2 separate regions of the Homo sapiens genome follow, and region 2 is linked to region 1. Evidence: chromatin contacts called from ENCODE Hi-C or POLR2A ChIA-PET data. All regions are on one chromosome and are shown on one strand. Each heading gives the region's core, a stretch centred on a gene start or an enhancer-like site at or near the end of the contact. The rest is flanking DNA. Distances are from core to core; before and after follow the strand shown. Region 1 overlaps YY1-DT (YY1 divergent transcript). Region 2 overlaps WARS1 (tryptophanyl-tRNA synthetase 1).

Evidence for each region. Hi-C counts contacts between places; a loop is a spot of excess contacts on that map. ChIA-PET counts read pairs that join two places held with the same protein, here RNA polymerase II (POLR2A). Pooled maps may share reads with other maps.
Region 2: a loop to region 1 is called in a pooled map, with 2.8 times the contacts of the local background. The contact joins two enhancer-like sites. A Hi-C loop is called at or near these places in 2 of 50 pooled maps. POLR2A ChIA-PET finds 5 or more read pairs at or near these places in 2 of 52 experiments (activated B cell and activated T-cell).

Annotation. Positions count from the first base shown.
Region 1 is chr14:100,212,685-100,215,511 of GRCh38, reverse strand. All of the region lies in intron 1 of YY1-DT (YY1 divergent transcript), which reads left to right. Among named protein-coding and RNA genes, the nearest start is that of YY1-DT, 25 kb to the left of the region's middle. RefSeq lists enhancers at 542-591, 1,269-1,769 and a silencer at 812-1,531. Within about 2 kb of position 1,416, at least 36 of the 41 ENCODE cell types and tissues checked have a DNase peak (open chromatin) inside an H3K27ac peak, as active enhancers do.
Region 2 is chr14:100,340,036-100,342,862 of GRCh38, reverse strand. WARS1 (tryptophanyl-tRNA synthetase 1) reads left to right here. Exons shown (of 11, transcript NM_004184.4): 9 at 292-465. Among named protein-coding and RNA genes, the nearest start is that of SLC25A47, 18 kb to the right of the region's middle. Within about 2 kb of position 1,387, at least 20 of the 41 ENCODE cell types and tissues checked have a DNase peak (open chromatin) inside an H3K27ac peak, as active enhancers do.

The DNA.
Region 1 (2,827 bases), core at 167-2,666:
CCCTTCCCTTTAACTGCAGGGCCCTGTCTCCTATAGCTCCCAATTTCCACGTATGATCAAGACCGCTCTGGGGTAGAATTATAATCACTCCCTACCCAAGTGAGTGATCCGAGAGGATGGGTATATGCTTCCAGTTACTTGCTTATTCGGTCAACAAAACATACGAAGCACCAGGCACCATATGGAGCTGGAATACATCAGTAACCAAGACTCACAGCTTCCAGTCTCCAGAGCTCTCCAGTGAGTGGAAATAAGACAGCTTTCACTCGACAGGTGAGCACTGAAAAACGAGTTTTAATCACCCAGAATCCCACTGCTAATGGATGAGAGCATTTCTTCTCTTCTCCGCTTTAAAAAGGCGTATAATTATCTACCTGAGTAAGTACAAGCTACACACTACGCTAATTTACGGATAAGGAAACCGAGGCGTGGGGCACTGAGGCTGAAGCTGGCCCGGCTTAGGAATGCTTGGGGTCTGGATTTTGACTCAGCAGGTTGACTCGGAGCCTCCCTGCCTTCTTGAAAAAATAGAATGTGTGTTGAGCTCTGTCCTCGTTTGGGCCTCGAGTTTCACTTATCTTACTACAGACACCACCTTGGGAACACGAAATGTGCATCTCGCCCCTATCTGGGTGTCACCCTCACCGGCTCCCTTGCTTTCTTTTCGGGCTGTAGGGGCAGAACCCAGCCCGGGAGTTCGGAGCCTGGGCTCTCCCGGCGCTGCCATCAACTCCCTGTGATCCCAGCTCGTCACTAGGCCTCTCTGCGCCTCTTTCCACCTGTGTTAGGCGGGGCTGGGATTCCACCCCTGGCGATGGGCGTCGAGGATCCAGCACAGCCGGGGCGGGGCTAGGCGGGCGCGGGGGACGAGGGGCCCCGGGGAGGAGGGCGGGGCGGGGCACGAGGGCCCTGAGAGCCGGAAGCGCGGGGCGGGGCCTGTGCCGGGTGCACCTCGCGAGCTAGCTGCCGCCCCGCCTGTGTCGCGGTCGTACCCTCCGCCCTCTGCGCCGAGAGCCGCTGCCGCCCGAGACCTTCGAGGGCTCCTCGCCCCTGCTTCCTGGGAGACCCTCTCCGCTGGGAGAGTCGCAGTCACGGAGCCGGGGGACACCTGTACGGGCAGGCGGCCGGCGAAGGCCCGGCCCGAGAGGAAGCGGGCCCCGAACGCCGCAACTGCCTGGGAAGCGGCTTTGCGTGTGCGCGGCGAGAGTAGCGGGGCCATTGCCGGGCGTCTCAGGCGCCCGGGGCACCTCCGCCCTTCTTCCTGCCGCAGCTTCCTCGCGGCACTGGGAAGGGCGGCGGGAACGCAGGCGCTGCGCCGGGCGAAGGCCGCGGCCCTGCTCTCATCCTCAGCAGTTGGGAGGCTGGGGCTGGGCTACACCGACCCGAGCGGGGGCCGGGCGCGGGCCAGGCTCCTCCCTCATCTCCGGCTCCGTGGGCCGCGTGGCTGCCCCTTGGCAGGCTCTGCGGGGTCCCTGTCCCTGCCTGGGTAGTGTGCGCCCTTACCCTCCCGCCCCGCTTCAGGCCCTGCAGTTGAGAACACGGCGCCCTCGCCCCAGCCTGGTCCTCGCTCTAGATCCCGACCCTGACGCAGCCTGGGGAAGCCTACAAAGCCCCTCTCAAAATATTTTTAGATGAATAAAATAACAAGATTAGGAAGGAAGGCTACTATGGTAAATAGTTGGCTGGTCGCGGGGCTCACGCCGGTTTTCCCAACAATTTGGGAGGCCGAGGCGGGAGGATCGCTTGAGCCTAGGAGTTGGAGACCAGCCTGGCCAACATAGTGAGACCGTCTCTACAAAAACTTTTTTTTTTAATTAGCCGGGCGTGGTGGAGCACATCTGAGGGCCCAGCTACTCGGGAGCTGAGGCAGGAGGATCCCTTAAGCCTGGGAAGTCAAGGCTGCAGTGAGCCGAGATGGGTGCCACTTCACTCCAGCCTAGGCGACAGAGTGAGACTTGCAGAAGGAAAGAGAGAAAAGAAATACAGTAACAGTTAATAAAATTCTTAACACACATGTAATAATGTATTTTACTCACACATTAAATAACAAGACTAAAGTTGCAAGTCTAATATTCACCATGATTTTGAAATACCAGTGAGTATAAATGATATTTAGAGATTTCTGCAACAGCTGAAATGTGATATGAATATATCTGGGTTTCTCTTGGTGACAAAGTCACAGGGACAGCTAACACCTACTACTGTGGGAATTTTAATATCAGAGGTGGGTGAAAATGAGATCGCATACATTCCTTCAACCCAAATTCAGAAGCCCCCTGGCTTCTATCCTCTGACCTCCCTTCCCCTCCCCTCTCTCTGTGGATCCCAGGTTAAGAACCCCCACCCATGTGACGGGGTGTGAAGAGCTCAGTGGGAGGGGCAGAGAGGAAGAGCCTCCCTGACCCCGGTGTTTGCCTAAAGAGAAGCACAGAGCCAGTTTTCATACTCTGGGCCTTTGCACATGCTGTTCCCTCTGCTGGGCCTTCCCATCCCCCTGCCCCCTCTGCCACCCCAACCTCCTGTCTCCTTGAAAATACCCTACCCCATGCCACCCCCAGCATGGGGTTTCCTCTCTTCTCTTGCTGTCTAGTATCTTCCCAGCTCCACACAGAGCCTGTGTGTTGATCTCAGGGGTTTGTGTTCAGGCCTGGCCTCCTGCTGGGCTGAGCTAGGCAAGGCCTGGGCTGGGGCTGCTCCATCCCTAGGGCCCATTTCAATACTGGTGCTCAACGCATGTTTATTGGATGGATGGATGGATGGATGGATGGATGGATGGATGGATGGATGGAAAAGGTCATGCCCACCATGTTTTCTAAGCATCTTGCAG
Region 2 (2,827 bases), core at 138-2,637, 130 kb before region 1:
CAAATACCTAATGCATGCGGGGCTTAAAACCTAGATGACGGGTTGATGGGTGCAGCAAACCACCATGGCACATGTATACCTATGTAACAAACCTGCGTGTTCTGTACATGTATCCCAGAACTGGAAGTAAAATTTAAAAAAAAAAAAGGAAAAGATGAAGGGGAGGAGGGAGTGAATTTCTTTGGTTGGAAGCATGAGAGCCTTCTGGGAAGATGCTCACAGGGACTGCTCATGGCTGAAAGCTGGCATGTTTTCTGGCCGCCCTCATCAGGGTCCTTACTCTCCCCACAGGATCCTTACTTTAGAATGACAAGGGACGTCGCCCCCAGGATCGGCTATCCTAAACCAGCCCTGCTGCACTCCACCTTCTTCCCAGCCCTGCAGGGCGCCCAGACCAAAATGAGTGCCAGCGACCCCAACTCCTCCATCTTCCTCACCGACACGGCCAAGCAGATCAAAACCAAGGTGAGCAGTGGCCCAGGCAGAGGGCAGCCAGCGGGATCAGAAACATGCCCTGGGGGGCACACGCACACACACACCACTGCGCAGTGCTTTGGGCCTCAGCCACCCAGCCACCGTAGCAATGCTGAACTCCAGGATTGCCAACTTTGCTCCCTGCAGAACTCAAGGCAGCCTGTCCTTCCCACATGAATCAGGTGAATTTGTTTTGTGTCCTTTCATTTAGGTAAAATTTTGAATTTTTTTTCTTTTTTTCCTTTTCTGCTTTTCTTATCAGCACTGTTCTGCAGGCAAAGTCATGGCAATTTCCTTAAAGTTATAATTAGTGTGGATGTTATTAAATAATGGAAAAGATTTGTGTATATTTCTCATCATCAGCTGTGTTCCAGCGGCTGGACCCGGTGCCTTATTTATGTTTTCTCATGTTTCATTCTCACTGGGAGGTGGTGGTGCTATTCCCTTTAAAGATGAGATGATGAGGCTTAGAGAAGCCCAGCCACTTGACCAAGTTTCCACCACCAGGAATCAGCAGCACTGCTCTCCTGGCCCTGAGCAGCCATTACCAAGCAGGGGTTATGAGCTGGTCTTCTCCCAGAGAGCGTTCTCACTGAGAGACATAGAACGGAGAAACGTCCATCCACGGGACAGTCCTGCTGGCCCCAGGAGGGATGCATGCAGCAGGCATTCAGCAAACATTTGACAAATCACTAGAGAAACTAAAAGGAGAAGTTAGTTTGAGCTTCCTTATTTTGCATGGCCCCAGTTCTGTTGCCTGGTTCCTCAACAGCCAGTGTATATATAATTGCCTCACTGTTACACAAAGCAGTTGACATTTTCTTTGGAATCAAGTGTGTGTTTGCAGGCTAGAAGATTGCAGTGGGAATGCTGGGAACTGTATTTGAGGCATGTCACATGCCCTCTGAGTCACTGCCCCTGACCGTTCTGGAAAGTCCCAAGCAGGTTCTGGTTGACAATGGGGAAGCCTTTCATATCAAAACTTCCTAAGACATGCCCTCCACCAACTCTCCCCACTCAGTTGGAAGCTGGTATAATTGAAGACTTTTCTTTCCCTTTCACTTCTGGCCAAAACTTCCGGAGCACAGGGTGCAGAGTGGGGAGGGAAGCGCCATTGGAAAAGTCCACTGTTTTATTTTGCTTCTGAGAAGTTGTTTGGAAAAAGTTGTTTATGGCCAGGTGCGATAGCTCACACCTATAATTCCAGCACTTTGAGAGGCCGAGGCAGGTGGATCACCTGAGGTCAGGAGTTCGAGACCAGCGTGGCCAACATGGTGAAACTCCTGTCTCTACTAAAAATACAAAAATTAACCAGGCTTGGTGGCAGGCACCTATAATCCCAGCTACTCGGGAGGCTGAGGCAGGAGAATTGTTTGACCCTGGAAGACAGGGGTTGCAGTGAGCCGAGATCGCACCACTGTTCTCCAGCCTGGGCAACAGAGTGAGACTCCAGCTCAAAAAAAAAAAAAAAGAAAAGAAAAAAGAAAAACTTGTTTATGGATCTGGGACATTTATCATTCACTTAGGGACCAGTAGAGCCCTCGAGGTGAGCAGTTAGCATGAGGTCAGGAAAAACAGAGGCCTACAGACGGTCACTGGGCCTGCAGGCTTCTTGTGGGGCAGAACAGGGCCCGCCCAGGCCCTCACTCTAAATCCCCGTGCCCGACTTCAGCTCCAAAATCAGAATCTCCACACTAGAAAAGAGAGGGCACATCTGCTCCAGCCTCCTAAAAATAACAGGTTCAGGCAGGGCAGTGGCACGTGCCTGTAGTCCCAGCTACTCAGGAGGATGGCTTGAGCCCAGGGATTCAAGGCTGCAGTGAGCTACTATTGTGCCTGTGAATAGCCACTGCACCCCAGCTGGGGTGGCACAGTGAGGCCCCATCTCTCAAATTAAAAAAATCAAAATAGTAGCACAGTGCTGACGACTCAGGTGGCTTTGCTGAGTGAGTACCTGCCACCTGCACACAGTAAGCCTGTGTTATCTAACTTTATTCCAACTACCACCCTAGCTGGCTGTGTCCATTCGGCATCATTTCCTGTCACACAGAGTCACACTGGTCACCCACTTCCATCATCTTAGTTGCTGGCAGCAGTGCTCCATACCCACCCCCAAGTCAGCCCTCCATCTGTTTTCCTGTAAGTCAGGCCTGGTAGGCTGGTTCCTGCATCACTGAGGACTGATCACGTCAAGGAGGCAGAACTGAGCCCCTCAGTTCTCGAGCTCCACCCAGAAGCCTGGTGTCCCAGGAGCCAGCCTGGTCCTGCCAATCCCTGTCACATATGGCAGGTTCCTGACACTCTGGGCCTGATTTCCTTCACCTGTAAGATAGAGACATCACTACAGAGGTCA